Linked DNA regions of Homo sapiens: region 1 is linked to region 2. Evidence: read pairs that join two places in POLR2A ChIA-PET (ENCODE). Cell type or tissue: PC-9. All regions are shown on one strand. Each heading gives the region's core, and the rest is flanking DNA. Links, peaks and the distances in the headings are about the cores only.

Region 1 (7,661 bases), core at 1,472-6,471, 320 kb after region 2:
AGCACTTTGGGAGGCCGAGGCAGGTGGATCACTTAAGGCCAGGAGTTCCAGACCAGCCTGGCCAATGTGAGGAAACACCGTCTCTACTAAAAATACAAACATTAGGCCAGATGCAGTGGCTCACGCCTGTAATCCTAGCACTTTGGGAGGCTGAGGTGGGCGGGTCACTTGAGGTCAGGAATTCAAGACCAGTCTGGCCAACACGGTGAAACCCTATCTCTACTAAAAACACAAAAATTAGCTGGGTGTGGTGTCTCAAAAAAAAAAAAAAAATGGCCGGACATGGTGGCGTGCACCTGTAATCCCAGCTACTTGCGAGGCTAAGGCATAAGAATCACTTGAACTCGGGAAGCGGAGGTTGCAGTGAGCCGAGATCCCGCCACTGCATTCCAGCCTGGGCAACAGGGTGAGATACTGTCTCAAAAAAGAAAAAAAAAAGTAAGGAAGTAGGGAGAGTGGTGAGAGCAAGATGAAGGGCAAGCTAGCTGAGAGTTCCAATATTATCTACCTGCGATAAATGTTTAAAGACATTTAAAATACAACCTCATAAGAAGTTTTTTAACTTCACTGACAGAAAAGGCTCTCAGATCCTCTAAAAGCCTTTCTTAGAATAGGCAAGGTAATAAGCTCTTTATTCTTAGTGTTTTCTACTGGCCTATACAGCTTGTATGCTGAGTAAATGACAAAATATTGTCTTTCCCAGGATGACTGGCACTGACTCAGTCACCATCAGCAGCTCTTACATAGCACGTGCTAGATCACAAAGTCCAGAGACAAGGGCCTGTGGCACGATGATGTTCAATAACATACATCAGTCCTAAACCCATGAACTTGGCCTCATTAGTAAGACTCACTGTTTTTTGTTTTTGAGGGTCTCGCTCTGTTGCCCAGGCTGGAATGCAGCGGTGTCATCTCGGCTCACTGCAACCTCCGCCTCCTGGGCTCAAGCAATCCTCCCACCACGGCTTCCCAAGTAGCTTGAACTACAGGTGTGCACCACCACGCCCGGCTAATTTTTGTATTTTTTGTAGAGAAGGGGTTTTGCCATGTTGCCCAGGCTGGTCTTGAACTCCTGGGCTCAAGCGATCCACCCCCTCTTGGCCTCACAAAGTGCTGGGATTACAGGTGCAAGCCCCCGCATCTGGCCAACTCACTCTTAACTAACAACTGTTAGTAAGCAACCTTAAAATTCCTTGAAAAACTTCCTTGATATAAGACAGGGAGCTAATAAAGAATTTAGCCAGGAAGAAAAAGAATTTAGCTGGGTACAGTGGCTCATACCTATAATCCCAACACTCTGGGAAGCTCAAGTGAGAGGACTGCATGAGCCCACAAGTTTGAGACCAGCCTGGGCAACATCATGAAACCCTGTTGCTACCCAAAAAGAAAAAAAAAAATTAGATGGGTGTGGTGACATGTGTCTGTAGTCCCAGCTACTTGGAAGGCTGAGGTGGGAGGATTGCTTGAGCCCAGAGGTCGAGGCTGCAGTGAGCTGTGATGGCACCACTGCACTCCAGCCTAGGCAACAGAGCAAGATCGTCTCAAAAACCAAAACAAAAAAATAATCTAACTACTATCCAGATTAGAGGTTTTTAAACGATCTTAAAAGCAGAACTGTTTTTCTCCTAAACATGAAAGTCAGGCTGTTCAGGTCAAAGATAGAGGAGGGAGAGGCAGGCCCCAACTGTCAGTCTCTCTTGGCCCTCAGGATAACCTCTTGGGAAATATGAGAACTAGATGAAATAATTCAAACAATAGATAATTCATCAATATTATATCTGGCTTTGACATAAATGGTTTTTTGAACAATAAATTTTTCTATCTTTAGAATCAATGTATTTAACATACCATCAGTGCTAATAAATGTGCATCTTCAAATTGATGGAATATGGCATTTAAAGTTTGTAAACCCTTATCACCTAAAAGTAAAGAGAAATGTCTAGACATTTGTAAAGTGGCAATAAGTACGAGCTAACATTTTTTGAGCATTTACCATACACTATGACCTGTTTTGGGTGCTTTACATTTAATCCTCATACGTACGCTATCTCCATTTTGCAGATGAGAAAAGATACAGAGATGAAATGACTCCCTCAAGATCACAGAGATCCGGGCTAAGAAGGCTGCTTCAGGTTAAAAATTGTCTCCAAGGAAGCTCATGCACATAACCCACAGAAAGTCTGTTTAAATGCTAAGGGCCATAAAGTTGAGTCTGACTTTTTTTTTGAGACAGAGTCTCTCTCTCTTTTCCAGGCTGAAGTGAAGTGGCATGATCTCGACTCACTGCAACCTCTGCCTCCCGGGTTCAAGTGCTTCTTGTGCCTCAGCCTCCCAAGCAGCTAGGACTACAGGCACAAGCCATCATGCCCAGCTAATGTTTTGTATTTTCAGCAGAAACAGGGTTTCCCCATGTTGCCAAAGCTGGTCTTGAACTCCTGAGTTTAGGCAATCCACCCTCCTTGGCCTCCCAGAGTAAGCTAGGATTACAGGAGTGAGCCACTGTGCCCGGTTTTTTGTTTTGTTTTGTTTTGAGATGGAGTCCCGCTCTGTTTCCCAGGCTGGAGTGCGGTGGCATGATCTCTGCTTACTGCAACCTCCGCCTCCCAGGTTCAAACGATTCTCCTGCCTCAACCTCCTGAGTAGCTGGGACTACAGGCACTGGCCACCAAGCCTGGCTAATTTTTTTGTATTTTTAGTAGAGACAGGTTTTCACTGTATTAGCCAGGATAGTCCTGATCTCCTGACCTCATGATCCACCTGCCTTGGCCTCCCAAAGTGCTGGAATTACAGGCATGAGCCACCGTGCCCAGAATTTTTTTTTTTTTTTTTTTTTTAGAGATGAGGGATCACTCTGCCCAGCTAATTTTTTTTGTATTTTTAGTAGAGACAGAGTCTGGCCATGTTAGCCAGGGTGGTCTCGAACTCCTGACCTCAAATGATCTGCCTGCCTCAGCCTCCCGAAATGTTGGGATTACAGATGTGAGCCTCCGCACCCTGCCCAAACTTTTAACTGGAAAAGAGAAAAAAGACAAATAATAGAAATAACTTGGGAAAAGTATATTCTCTTTAAAGTATTACTTTTTGGTCAGCTTGCAATGCCCTTTACTTCTTTCTTCCTGTTACATGCCTAGCTCAATAAGTAAGTTAGGCCCCCTGCTTTGGAAAACTCCATGTTCACCTACTCTCATGCTCCAGAGAGCCAAGTAAACAGATAAAAGGATCAAGCGGGAAGCAGACCTCTCAGGAGCTGGAGGCCTGTAAGCCCAACAATGCTTTAGGCTAAACAGACTAAACTTTATGCTAAACCGTGTGAAAATGGACAAGTGAGATTTCCTGAAAACAAAATCCACAGCTTTCATCAGATTCTATAAGGGGTTCACAACCATTCTTAGAATGGTCCCCTCTTGGACTTCCAATCCCTAGAGGATGGGACTAGATTAATCTAGACTAACACTAGGTCATCTAAAACTATAATTGTATTTTCTCTAAACAAGTTTTTAAACAGCTATCTAGTTTAGTCCACATCACATACAATTCACCTCATTTAAAATGTTGTTAGTGATTTTAATCTCATTTCAAAATGTTGTTAGTGAACTATGTTTCAACTTTCTCATTTATATTCATATCCACAGAACACCTGAATAAAAGTAACACATATCAGACCTTCAATTGTTGAACTTAATTCCCCAGTTTATCTGGTGTAATTTGTAAAGTTTCTATGAACTTTCCTGAATTGAGACATACTTGCACTTCCTAGTTTTTTGGGGGTTTTCCCCCCTGAAATTGCAGGTACTGTAAAAGCAACATGTGGGCAGCACCCCCTCTTTTTTTTTTTTTGAGACAGAGTCTCGCTCTGTCACCCAGGCTGGAGTGCAGTGGCGTGATCTCAGCTCACTGCAAGCTCCGCCTCTCGGGTGCATGCCATTCTCCTGCCTCAGCCTTCCGAGTAGCTGGGACTACAGGCACCCGCCACCACGCCTAATTTTTTGTATTTTTAGTAGAGATGGGGTTTCACCATGTTAGCCAGGATGGTCTCGATCTCCTGACCTCGTGATCCGCCCACCTCGGCCTCCCAAAGTGCTAGGATTACAGGCGTGAGCCACTGCGCCCGGCCACCCTCTTTTTTTTTTTTTAAACAAAATATTTCATAAGTATTCCTTCCTGTTTTAATTTTTCCATTTCCCCAACTTTAATTAATTATACTTACAACCATATTTTGGTTTATCTTCTACCAGGATTTCTTCCATGCATACAATAAAATGTACAAACACTCAAATACACAAAATTTTCCTTTTTTTTTTCCCCCCAGATGGAGTCTTGTTCTGTTGTCCAGGCTGGAGTGCAGTGGCATGATCTCAGCTCACTGCAGCCTCTGCCTCCCGGGTTCAAGCAATTCTCCTGCCTCAGCCTCCCAAGTAGCTGGGACTACAGGCGTGCACCACCACACCCAGCTAATTTTTGTATTTTTTAGTACAGACAGGGTTTCGACATGTTGGCCAGGCTGGAACTCCTGACCTCAAGTGATGGGCTCACCTTGGCCTCCCAAAGTACTGGGATTACAGGCATGAGCCACCATGTCTGGCCTCAAATACACAGAATTTTCAAATTCAATATTATACTAAGTATAATACTGCACAACCTACTTTTTTGCACCTAACAATGATAAACATTTTCTCGTAAGCAGCCATTATTAAAGGATCAGAGCCACAAATGGCCTAAAGCTTGACTCTGCCAATAGCATCCTTGCATATTCACAACCAATAAATAGAACTACCTCCCTAATCTAGCTCACCTCCCATTTAGTTATATGATCTTTCCATGAGTATATAAGCACCTAAACCAGAGGTCGTCTCACCTGAGAGACACCCTATTTTAGAGGCACTCAGATGAGGCAAACAGAGCATGCAAAAAACATTTTTAAAAATCTCTTTTTGGCCAGGCATGATGGCTCATGCCTGTAATCCCAGCACTTTGGGAGGCCAAGGCAGGAACATCTCTAGCACCCAGGAGTTTGAGACCAGCCTCGGCAACATAGCAAGACCCTATCTCTACAAAAAAAAAAAAAAAAAAAATCAGACAGGCATGGCAGTGCACGCCTGTAGCCCTAATTTGGATGCTGAGGTAGGAAGATTGCTTGAGTCCAGAAATTTGAGGCTGCAGTGAGCCATGATCGTGCCACTGCACTCCAGTCTGGCTGACAGAGCAAGACCTTGTTTCAAAAAATAAAATAATTTAAAAAATCTCTTTTCCTATTTCCTCCCCAAATGCCCACACACTGGGTGTAACTCTCAAATCCCCCGTATTTCCTCTCTGCTCCCCAAACAGCTTCCTACTGTGGTGAGAGCTGGGAGGTGGGAGGAGGAATCTAATTCTTTCTATAGTTCCTGTTTCTTTACCATGGCAGTACTGTCAACAATGGACAACAAATTGCTGGATGCAGCAGTAGCAATTTACATATGGTAGCTAAGCTAATGCACAGCTTTCTCTGGGCAGAATTACTAACGCTTCTACCTATCATTGCAGTTTGAACCCAATGTTCCAGGCACACCAGTGTTAAGTATTTGCCTGGTGGCTTCTACCTTCAAAGGCACAGGGAATGATACACAGAAGTAATACACAGAAGTGAGGGAGGTGGAGGGAGTGGGAGCTCTGAACCCACCGAGGGAGGGTGCTCGCTCCAAGGACTGTGACACCAGACAAAGTACCTAATTCAAACCCAAAGGCTCAGTCATTCAACCTTTCCATAATATTCATGATCACTTGCTCAAATCTGGCATGTTCTAAGACCACAGTTCCTTCTTAGTTTCACTGCCCTGCCATGAGGCCAAATCTGTCTTATCTAGTGAGTCACTACTGCTCCTCTTTCCAACTGCATTTTGATTTCAGCCCACTTGTGCAGCTCATCAGGGCTGCACCATATGTTAGTACCATGTAGGCAGAATGTGACTAATTTTTTTCTCAAGCCCTGTCAGAGCGACTTTTAAAATCACCTTATAATCTTGATGTCTCTTGCGGAGTCATTATAACACATAACCTTTGGAAAGGACTATAATTATTTTTCTGAGTGCTCAAAGGAGATTCTTCAGCATTTTCATTCCCATTTTTCAGATGAAGGAACTAAAGGGAAGATAAGGGATTAAGAGACCTGGGTTCCACAACCAACCACTGGGACTTGGACTTTCTTGAGTCACAGTGCTGTATTTGGTAAAATAAGGCAGCTTGTAAAATGCCTTTTATTGGGAAACTCAAAATATTACTTTGCCTCTCTTTATTATTTACTTATTTATTTTTTTTTAGATAGAGTCTTGCTCTGTCACCCAGGCTAGAGGGTAGTGGTGCAATCTTGGCTCCCTGCAACCTCTGCCTCCCGGGTTCAACATGGTGAAACCCTATCTCTACTAAAAATACAAAAATTAGCTGGGCATGGTGGCAGGCGCCTGTAATCCCAGCTACTTGGGAGGCTACGGCAGGAAGAATTGCTTGAACCCAGGAGGTGAACTGAAATCATGTCACTGCACTCCAGCCTGGGTGACAGAGCAAGACTCTGTCTCAAAATAAAAAATAAAAATAAAAAGAGAGAGAGAAAAGGACTGAATGGCCCATGGACCACAAATGTTTTTTGAATTGGTCAAGATCATAATAAGTGAGTGAAAGTAATGCTCTAATACACTGAAAGTAAAATAGAGATGACTTGCAGATTTAGCTAGTATCACCAAATTCCCCCGAATTTAGTTTAAAAGGAAGGCGAGCAGCTGCTTCCACCTCCTCTAGGCAACCTGCCTCTTCTCCAACAATAATAGCAATAATGGTTGCTACAGCTGATAATTAAGCTCATCTCAAGAGGGTTTCTTAAATCTTCCGGGTATTGCAGATCCTATGTTTATTCTAGCAACTCTTTAGGGTAATTGCTTGACTGACATTGCAATTATTAGGCCTCCCCATCTCCATTAATAATATTCTCTTTTTTTTTTTTTGTTTGAGACAGAGTCTCGCTCTGTCGCCTAGGCTGGAGTGCAGTGGCATGATCTTGGCTCACTGCAATCTCTGCCTCCCAGTTGTAAGCAATTTTCCTGCCTCAGCCTCCCCAGTAGCTGGGACTACAGGCCCAAGCCACCAAGCCTGGCTAATTTTTATATTTTTTTAGTAGAGACAAGGTTTCATCATGTTGGCCAGGCTGGTTTTGAACTCCTGACCTCAGGTGATCCACTTGCCTCAGTGTCCCCAAGTGCTGGGATTACAGACATGAGCCACCACGCCCAGCTCACTAGTATTTTTCAATGGATAATATCACTTGCAAAATATAAAAAGGGATAGTATCTCATCAATATTGAAAACTGAGCTGAGCACAGTGGCTCACACTTATAATCTCAGCACTTTGGGAGGACTGCTTGAGCCCACAAGTTCCAGACCAGCCCAGGCAATATAGTGAGACTTATCTCTACAAAAAAATTCAAAAATTAGCTGGGTGTGGTGGCACGTGCCTGTAGTCCCAGTTACTTGGGAAGCTGAGGCGGGAGAATCACTTGAGCCCAGGAGGTCGGGCTGCAGTGAACTGTGATCATGCCACTGCACTCCAGCCTGGACAACTGAGAGAGAGCCTGTCTAAAAAAACAAACAGAGAAAAAAAAAAAAAAAAAAAGACATGCCCTTTGAATTCAGCA
Region 2 (7,661 bases), core at 992-5,991:
TGAACCCGGGAGGCTTAGGTAGCTGAGATTGCGCCACTGCTCTCCAGCCTGGTCGAAGGAAACTTTCTCTCAAAAAGAAAAAAAGACAAATCTAGCAAGGCATTTGGCTCAGGGTACCAATGGGCAGATTGGTCCATAGCCAGATTTCACGCCACTCACAGACTCACCTTGAGTTTCTGGAATATCCTAACCACTGTGCCTTCATTTGTTTATTTATGCATTCATTCACCCAGCCAAGAAAACACTTGAGTTTTTACTCCATGCTAAGGCTATGCTAGGAATGTTGGGAGTACAAAGTTAAATAAGGCAGAGTCCAAGTGTACCGTAATGATGCAAGGCAGATAGGAAGTATTGAGAGAAAACAGGCAGAAGGGACGGCCTTTCACAGGACATGACACTGATAGGTCTTGATGAGTAGGAATTAGTCACGTGGACAGGCATTCTAGGCAGGAGCTTCAGGGTGTGCCAAGCCCCAGGGGTGTTACCATATGACTTTGTGACCTAGCAATTCTACTTTTTGGTATTTACCCTGGACGAACATGTACAAATGCAGAAAGAGGTACAATGATGTTTGCATATAGTACTGTTTGCAACAGGGGAGAACTGAAAACAAATGTTCATCATGAAGGCAATAGTTGAACAACCTAAAGTTCATTCATGCTGTGGATTACTCTGCAAAAACTCAAGAACAAGCTAGAGGCAGGAGTTCGAGACCAGCCTGGCCAACAAAGTGAAACCCCTTCTCTACTAAAAATACAAAAATTAGCCAGGTGTGGTGGCGTGTGCCTTTAGTCCCAGCTACTTGGGAAGCTGAGACAGGAGAATCGCTTGAACCCAGGAGGCGGAGGTTGCAGTGAGCTGAGATTGCGCCATTGCACTCCAGCCTGGGAAGCGAGAGCAAAACTCCATCTCAAACAAAAACAAACCAAAAAAAAAAAAAAAAAAAAAAAAAGAACAAGGTAGAGAGAGACATATTCTTTTTTTTTTTTTTTCGAGACGGCGTCTTGCTCTGTCGCCCAGGCTGGAGTGTAATGGCGCAATCTCAGCTCACTGCAACCTCCACCTCCCGGGTTCAAGCGATTCTCCTGCCTCAGCCTCCTGAGTAGCTGGGATTACAGGCACGTGCCACCACGCCTGGCTAATTTTTGTATTTTTAGTAGAGACGGGGTTTCACCATGTTGGTCAGGCTGGGCTCAAACTCCTGACCTCATGATCCACCCGCCTTGGCCTCCCAAACTGCTGGGATTACAGACATGAGCCACCGCACCCAGCCAAGAGATGTATTCTTATAAGAAGACCTCCAAGACGATGTCAAGGGAAAAAAGCAAAATGCAAAACACACTAAATCTTCACAGAAAATATACTTCATACTGATTTTGGCGTTTATCTTTAGGCAGAGGTCTAGAATTGGTAAGGGACATTTTTGTAATGTTAGAAAATTTACAATGAGAATGTACCTATGTGTAAATTATGTAACTAAAATTAAAAACTGGGGGGTGGGCGAGTGGGTATTTGTATCTAAAATAGTGCTGTCCAATTATTTTCTGCAGTGGTGGGAATGTTCTATAGCTGTGCTGGCCAATATGATAGCCACTAGTAGCATGAGACTGTTGAGCACTTGAAATGTGGCTATTGAAAACATAAACTTGCCGGGTGCAGTGGCTCACGCCTGTAATCCCAGCACTTCGGGAGGCCGAGGTTGGGTGGATCACCTGAGGCTGGGAGTTCAAGACCAGCCTGACCAACATGGAGAAACCCCATCTCTACTATACAAAATTAGCCGGGCATGGTGGCTCATGCCTGTAATCCCAGCTACTCAGGAGGCTGAGGCAGGAGAATTGCTTGAACCTGGGAGGCGGAGGTTGTAGTGAGCTGGGATTGCTCCATTGCACTCCAGCCTGGGCAACAAGAGCGAAACTCCGTCTCAAAAAAAAAAGAGAAAACATAAACTTTTAATTAAAAAAAAATTTTTTTAACAACTGGTAATCAATTTATTAAAATTGTTGACTTAAGCATCCTGCAATGGTGACTTCCACCTCAACTCCTGGCTCAATACTGATGGAAGTAATCTGCTTAACAATCTCAGAAGGACTGTGCAAGTCAATGAGTCGCTGGTGGATTCTCATCTGGAAACGATCCCATGTCTTAGAACCTTCACCACAAGGGGTTTTTCTTGTAGTGATTCTCAAAGTCTTGGTAAGCATTCGGACTGGTCCTTTCACTTTGAGATTCTTTTCCTTTGCGCCTCTGATCAAGTCAGCACACACCTTTTCCAGGGATTTTATGTTGCGGCTTGTTAGGGTGATTCGAATTCAGTGAATCGCCACCTCCGGCTCCACGGGTGTTTTTCCGGTATCCTTAAAAGCCATGGCTGCTGCGTGGCTTCCTGACCGACTTTTTCCTCAGCGAGAGTGAACAGCAGTGAGTCAGGAGCAGGAGAGTGCGGACGAGAGACTCACAGCACCTACGACCGCGTCTTCCTCCAATTTAAAAATTTTGAAATTAGGCCAGGCGTGGTGGCTCATGCCTGTAATCCCAGCACTTTGGGAGGCCGAGGCAGGAGGACCACTTTAGGCCAGGAGTTCGAGACCAGCCTGGCCAAGATGGTGAAACCACGTCTCTACTAAAAATACAAAAATTAGTCTGGCATGGTGGTATGCACCTATAGTCCCAGCTACTCAGGGCAGGGCTGAGGCAGGCGAATTGCTTGAACTCAGGAGGCAGAGGTTATAGTGAGCCAAGATTGTACCACTGCAGTCCAGCCTGGATGACAGAGCGAGACTCTATGTCAAAAAAAAAAAAGAAAAATTAGCTGAGTGTCGTGGCACATACCTGTAGTGCCAGCTACTGAGGAGGCTGAGGTCACCGGAGCCTGAGAGGTCAAGGCTGCAGTGAGCAGTGATTGGGCCACTGCACTCCAGCCTGGGCAACAGAGTGGGATCCTGTCACAAAAAAAAAAAAAAAAAAAAAAAAAAAAAATTAACAACTACATGTGAGTAGTGGCTACTGTATTGGACTGTGCAGGTCTCGAATCTCTAGAATAATGAGGTCATGATGGGGTGGAGGTATCAGAGGCATTTGAACCAGAGAGACTCCAGCTTGAATAGGGGCTGGGTAAAATAAGGCTCAGACCTACTGGGCTGCATTCCAAGGAGGTTAGGCATGCTGAGTCCAGCTGATAAAAGGATGCGATAAAGAAGCTGGCCAAAACCTACCAAAACCAATATGGCAATGTGACCTCTGGTCATCCTCACTACTCATTATACGCTAAATCTAATACATTAGCATGCTAAAAGACACTCCTACCAGTGCCAGGACAGTTTACGGATGCCATGGCAATGTCAGAAATTTACTCTATGTAGTCTAAAAAAGGGAGAAACCCACAGTTCCGGGAATTGCCCACCCCTTGACCAGAAAGCTCCTGAATAATCCACCCCTTGTTTAGCATATAATCAAAAAATAACTTAAGTATTCTTAGGGCCGGGCGCAGTGGCTCACGCCTGTAATCCCAGCACTTTGGGAGGCCAAGGCGGGTGGATCACGAGGTCAGGAGATCAAGACCATCCTGGCTAACAAGGCGAAACCCCGTCTCTACTAAAAATACAAAAAATTAGCCAGGCGTGGTGGCGGGCGCCTGTAGTCCCAGCTACTTGGGAGGCTGAGGCAGGAGAATGGGGTGAACCCAGGAGGCGGAGCTTGCAGTGAGCCGAGATAGCGCCACTGCACTCCAGCCTGGGCGACAGAGCGAGACTCCGTCTCAAAAAAAAAAAAAAAAAAGGTATTCTTAGGTGAGCAGCCCTTGCTGCTGCTCTGCCTGTGGAGTAGCTTTTTTTTTTTTTTTGAGACAGAGTCTTATTCTGTCACCCAGGCTGGAGTGCAGTGGTGCGACCTCAGCTCACTGCAACCTCTGCCTTCTGGGTTCAAGCGATCCTCCTGCCTCAGCCACCAAAGTAGTTGAGATTACAGGTGTGCACCACCATGCCTGGCTAATTTTTGTATTTTTGTAGAGACGGGTTATTGCCATGTTGGCCAGGCTGGTCTCAAACTCCTGACCTCAGGTGATCCACTTGCCTCAGCCTCCCAAAGTGCTGAGATTACAGGCATAAGCCACCGTTCCTGGCCAGAGTAGCCATGCTTTATTCCTTTGCTTTCTTAATAAACTTGCTCTCACTTTATTCTATGGATTCGCCTCAAATTCTCTTTCACCAGACCCAAGAACCCTCTCCTGGGGTCTGGATCAGGACACCTTTCTGGTAACAGAAGCAGATGGAAGATGAAGCTGGAAAGATAGGTTGGGATTGGATGGTGAAGATTTGCAAAGTGGGCTAGGGAATTTGGACGCTACCCTATAGGCAGTGGGAAGTGTCCATGAGAGTAGGTAGATCAGATTTCCCCTTTTATTTTATTTATTTATTTTTTTGAGACAGAGTCTCGCTCTGTCGCCCAGGCTGGAGTGCAGTGGTGCAATCTTGGCTCACTGTAACCTCCGCCTCCCGGGTTCAAGCAATTCTCCTGCCTCAGCCTCCCAAGTAGCTGGGATTACAGATGCCTGCTACCATGGCTAATTTTTGTATTTTTAGTAGAGACGGGGTTTCATCATCTTGGCCAGGCTGGTCTTGAACTCCTGACCTCGTGATCCACCTGCCTTGGCCTCCCAAAGTGCTGGGATTACAGGCATGAGCCACGGCGCCCAGCCAGATTTCCCCTTTTTAATGATAACTCTGGCCACCCTGCCGAGAGTAGATCAGAGCCGGCTAAGTGCTGCAGGCAGGGCTGTCTCCTCTGAAGGCTGCTTTGTGAGTTTCCCTCCGTGGCCTCTGGACATTGCCCCAGGATTCCTGACAGGCAGCTGAGTAAAGTATTCTAATTTCACAGCTATGTTTTTCAGAGCTCAGGCAGTCCCGTGTAAAGACTGGTCCCAGTTATTGAGAGCAGTTAACCTCAGTGGGGCAGGCTGTTTATAGGTTACCAAGGCAGACCGATGGCACTCGGGTGAAAATGAATCGCAGGTTTCAACAGTGCAGCCTATAGAGAAAGTTTCTCCAGGGTCAGGAAGTTACCCTATTAAAAAAAAAAAAAATGATGTTACCCTATATAGTCTAAAAAGGGGAGGAACCGGTAGTTCCGGGAATCTGCCATTGCCCCAGGCAGATTCTTTAGCTGGTCCCCGCCTCAGCAGGAGACGCCCCAGGAGTTGCCATTGTGTACTCCGGGTTTCAGCTCTGTTGGCCGGGAGGCTCCTGCTCCAGAAGCCTACCCTGGTGCACTTGGGCACCCATTGTGTGACCAACACCAGGCTGGGTGCTCAGTCCTTAATTCGAAGAAAGCAGGCCAGGTGCGGTGGCTCACGCCTGTAATCCAAGCATTTTGGGAGGCCGAGGAGGGTGGATCACTTGAGGTCAAGAGTTCAAGACCAGCCTGACCAACATGGTGAAACCCTGTCTCTACTAAAAATACAAAAATTAACCGGGCATAGTGGCGCACGCCTGTAGTCCCTGCTACTCAGGAGACTGAGGCAGGAGAATTGCTTGAACCGGGGAGGCAGAGGTTGCAGTGAGCTGAGATGGCGCCACTACACTCCAGCCTGGGTGACAGAGCGAGACTCCGTCTCAAGACAAAAAAAGAAAGCAGACAAGATGTCTACTTCATGGAATTTTCCACTGAAATCAAATAAAGGTCCAAAAACATCATTACCAATTGTCATGAGTGTTTGAAGGAAAAAAAAAAGGGACAGTGTGCTGGAAGAGGATAGTGGGAGTGTGGCTTCAGGGAGTTTAAGCCTCCACCCAAAAAGACCCAGAAGACAAATGGAAGTTAAGAAGGTGAAGAGGGGACCTAGGGAACGGCATTCCAGGCGGAACAACTGAAGACTGATGTATGAAAAGGTCCTTACATGAGAACTTGACCTTCCAGGTCAGAAGGGTGGAGTGGGCAGGGCACGGTGAATGAGCGGGTGAGAGGCCTAGAATGAGGTGGGAGAGGCAGGCAGCACCCAGACACTACCAGGCTTTGTGAGTTCTGTTCCGAGTGCAAGAGGGGGCCCTTGGAGGGATTTAAGCAGAGGAGGGAACTGAATGGCCTTTTTGGATGTTGCATGAGGAATGGATTAGAGCAAGGAATTAGCAAACCATGGCCTATATGGCCCACAGCTAAGACTGGTTTTTACTTTTTTTCTTTTTTTTTTACTTTTATTTATTATTATTATTATTATTTTATTATACTTTAAGTTCTAGGGTACATGTGCACAACGTGCAGGTTTGTTACATATGTATATATGTGCCATGTTGGTGTGCTGCACCCTTTCTTTTTTTTCTACAGAGACAAGGTCTCCCTGTGTTCCTCAGGCTGGTCTTGAACTCCTGGGCTCAAGTGATCCTCCTGCCTTGGCTCCCCAAAGTGTTGGGATTTCAGGCGTGAGCCATTGCACTGGGCCGGTTTTTACCGTTTTAAATTGATGAAAAAAATAATAAAAAGAAGACTATTTTGTGACGCACAAAGGTTATAGGAAATTCAAATTTTGGCATCTACAAATAAAGTTGGATTGGAACACAGCCACACTCATTTATTTATAAATTGCCTTTGGCTGTTTTCACACCACAATGGTAGAGTTAGTACCGTAGGTGCGACAGAAATCATATGGCTCAGACAGCCTAAAATATTTACTATCTGCCCCTTACACAAAAACTGGCCTGACTCATGGATTAGAAAGAGAGAAAAAGCAGGGAAATCCAATTAAGAAGTATCTGCGGTAGATGGTACGGGGTCAGATGACCACAGAAGATGAACAGGGTGGCAGCCATGGAGGTATGAGATATGCATGGGGCCGGGCAAGGTGGCTCATGCCTGTAATCTCAGCACTTTGGGAGGCCAAGGAGGGCGGATCACCTGAGGTCAGGAGTTTGACACCAGCCTGACCAACATGGTGAAACCCCGTCTCTACTAAAAATAAAAAAATTAGCCTGTAATCCCAACACTTTGGGAGGCCGAGGTGGCTGGATCACCTGAGGTCGGGTGTAATCCCAGCTACTCAGGAGGCTGAGGCAGGAGAATCACTTGAACCGGGGAGGCGGAGGTTGCAGTGAGCTGAGATTGCACCGTTGCACACCAGCCTGGGCGACAAAGCAAGACTCTGTCTCAAAAAACAAACAAACAAACAAAAAAAATCATCACTCATGTCAGAACACAGGCAAAAATATGAACATGGTCCAAAACACAAAAATGACCAAATATCTCCCTATTTTAGCCAATGTGATTCACTGCAGCTGCTTTGCCAATCACAACTTTAGTTTTGCTTCTTTCCTCCCACCTTATAGATAACATTAATTAAGGTACAGGATGCGGGAGGACAAAAAAACTTCCTTTTACCCTCTTAGGTTCTGTAGCTGAGTGTAAGAATTAAACTGGCTGGGCCAGGCACGGTGGCTCATGCTTGTAATCCCAGCACTTTGGGAGGCTGAGGCGGGTGGATCACCTGAGGTCAGGAGTTCGAGACCAGCCTGGCCAACATCGTGAAAACAAAAATTAGCCAGGCGTGGTGGGGCGTGCCTGTAATTCCAGCTACTCAGGAGGTGGAGACAGGAGTATTGCTCGAACCCAGGAGGCGGAGGTTGCAGTGAGCCGAGATTGCACTACTGCACTCCAGCCTGGGTGACAGAGTGAGA

Evidence for each region. ChIA-PET counts read pairs that join two places held together with the same protein. Peaks named below come from ENCODE experiments on the same cell type or tissue, not always from the same donor. Only the 100,000 strongest peaks of a DNase experiment are listed, where the experiment ranks them.
Region 1: POLR2A ChIA-PET joins it to region 2 with 17 read pairs; 1 of 35 experiments calls an interaction of 5 or more read pairs at or near these places.

Annotation. Positions count from the first base shown.
Region 1 is chr11:47,509,641-47,517,301 of GRCh38, forward strand. All of the region lies in intron 1 of CELF1 (CUGBP Elav-like family member 1), which reads right to left. Among named protein-coding and RNA genes, the nearest start is that of CELF1, 40 kb to the right of the region's middle. RefSeq lists an enhancer at 611-1,485 and a silencer at 3,920-4,059. In PC-9, for the core only: no CTCF peak of the experiment used is centred there; a DNase peak (open chromatin) is centred at 3,845; H3K27ac peaks cover 5,000 bases.
Region 2 is chr11:47,189,174-47,196,834 of GRCh38, forward strand. It overlaps the pseudogene RPS20P26. Among named protein-coding and RNA genes, the nearest start is that of PACSIN3, 6.6 kb to the left of the region's middle. In PC-9, for the core only: no CTCF peak of the experiment used is centred there; DNase peaks (open chromatin) are centred at 2,158, 3,138 and 5,068; H3K4me3 peaks cover 1,033 bases; H3K27ac peaks cover 4,282 bases.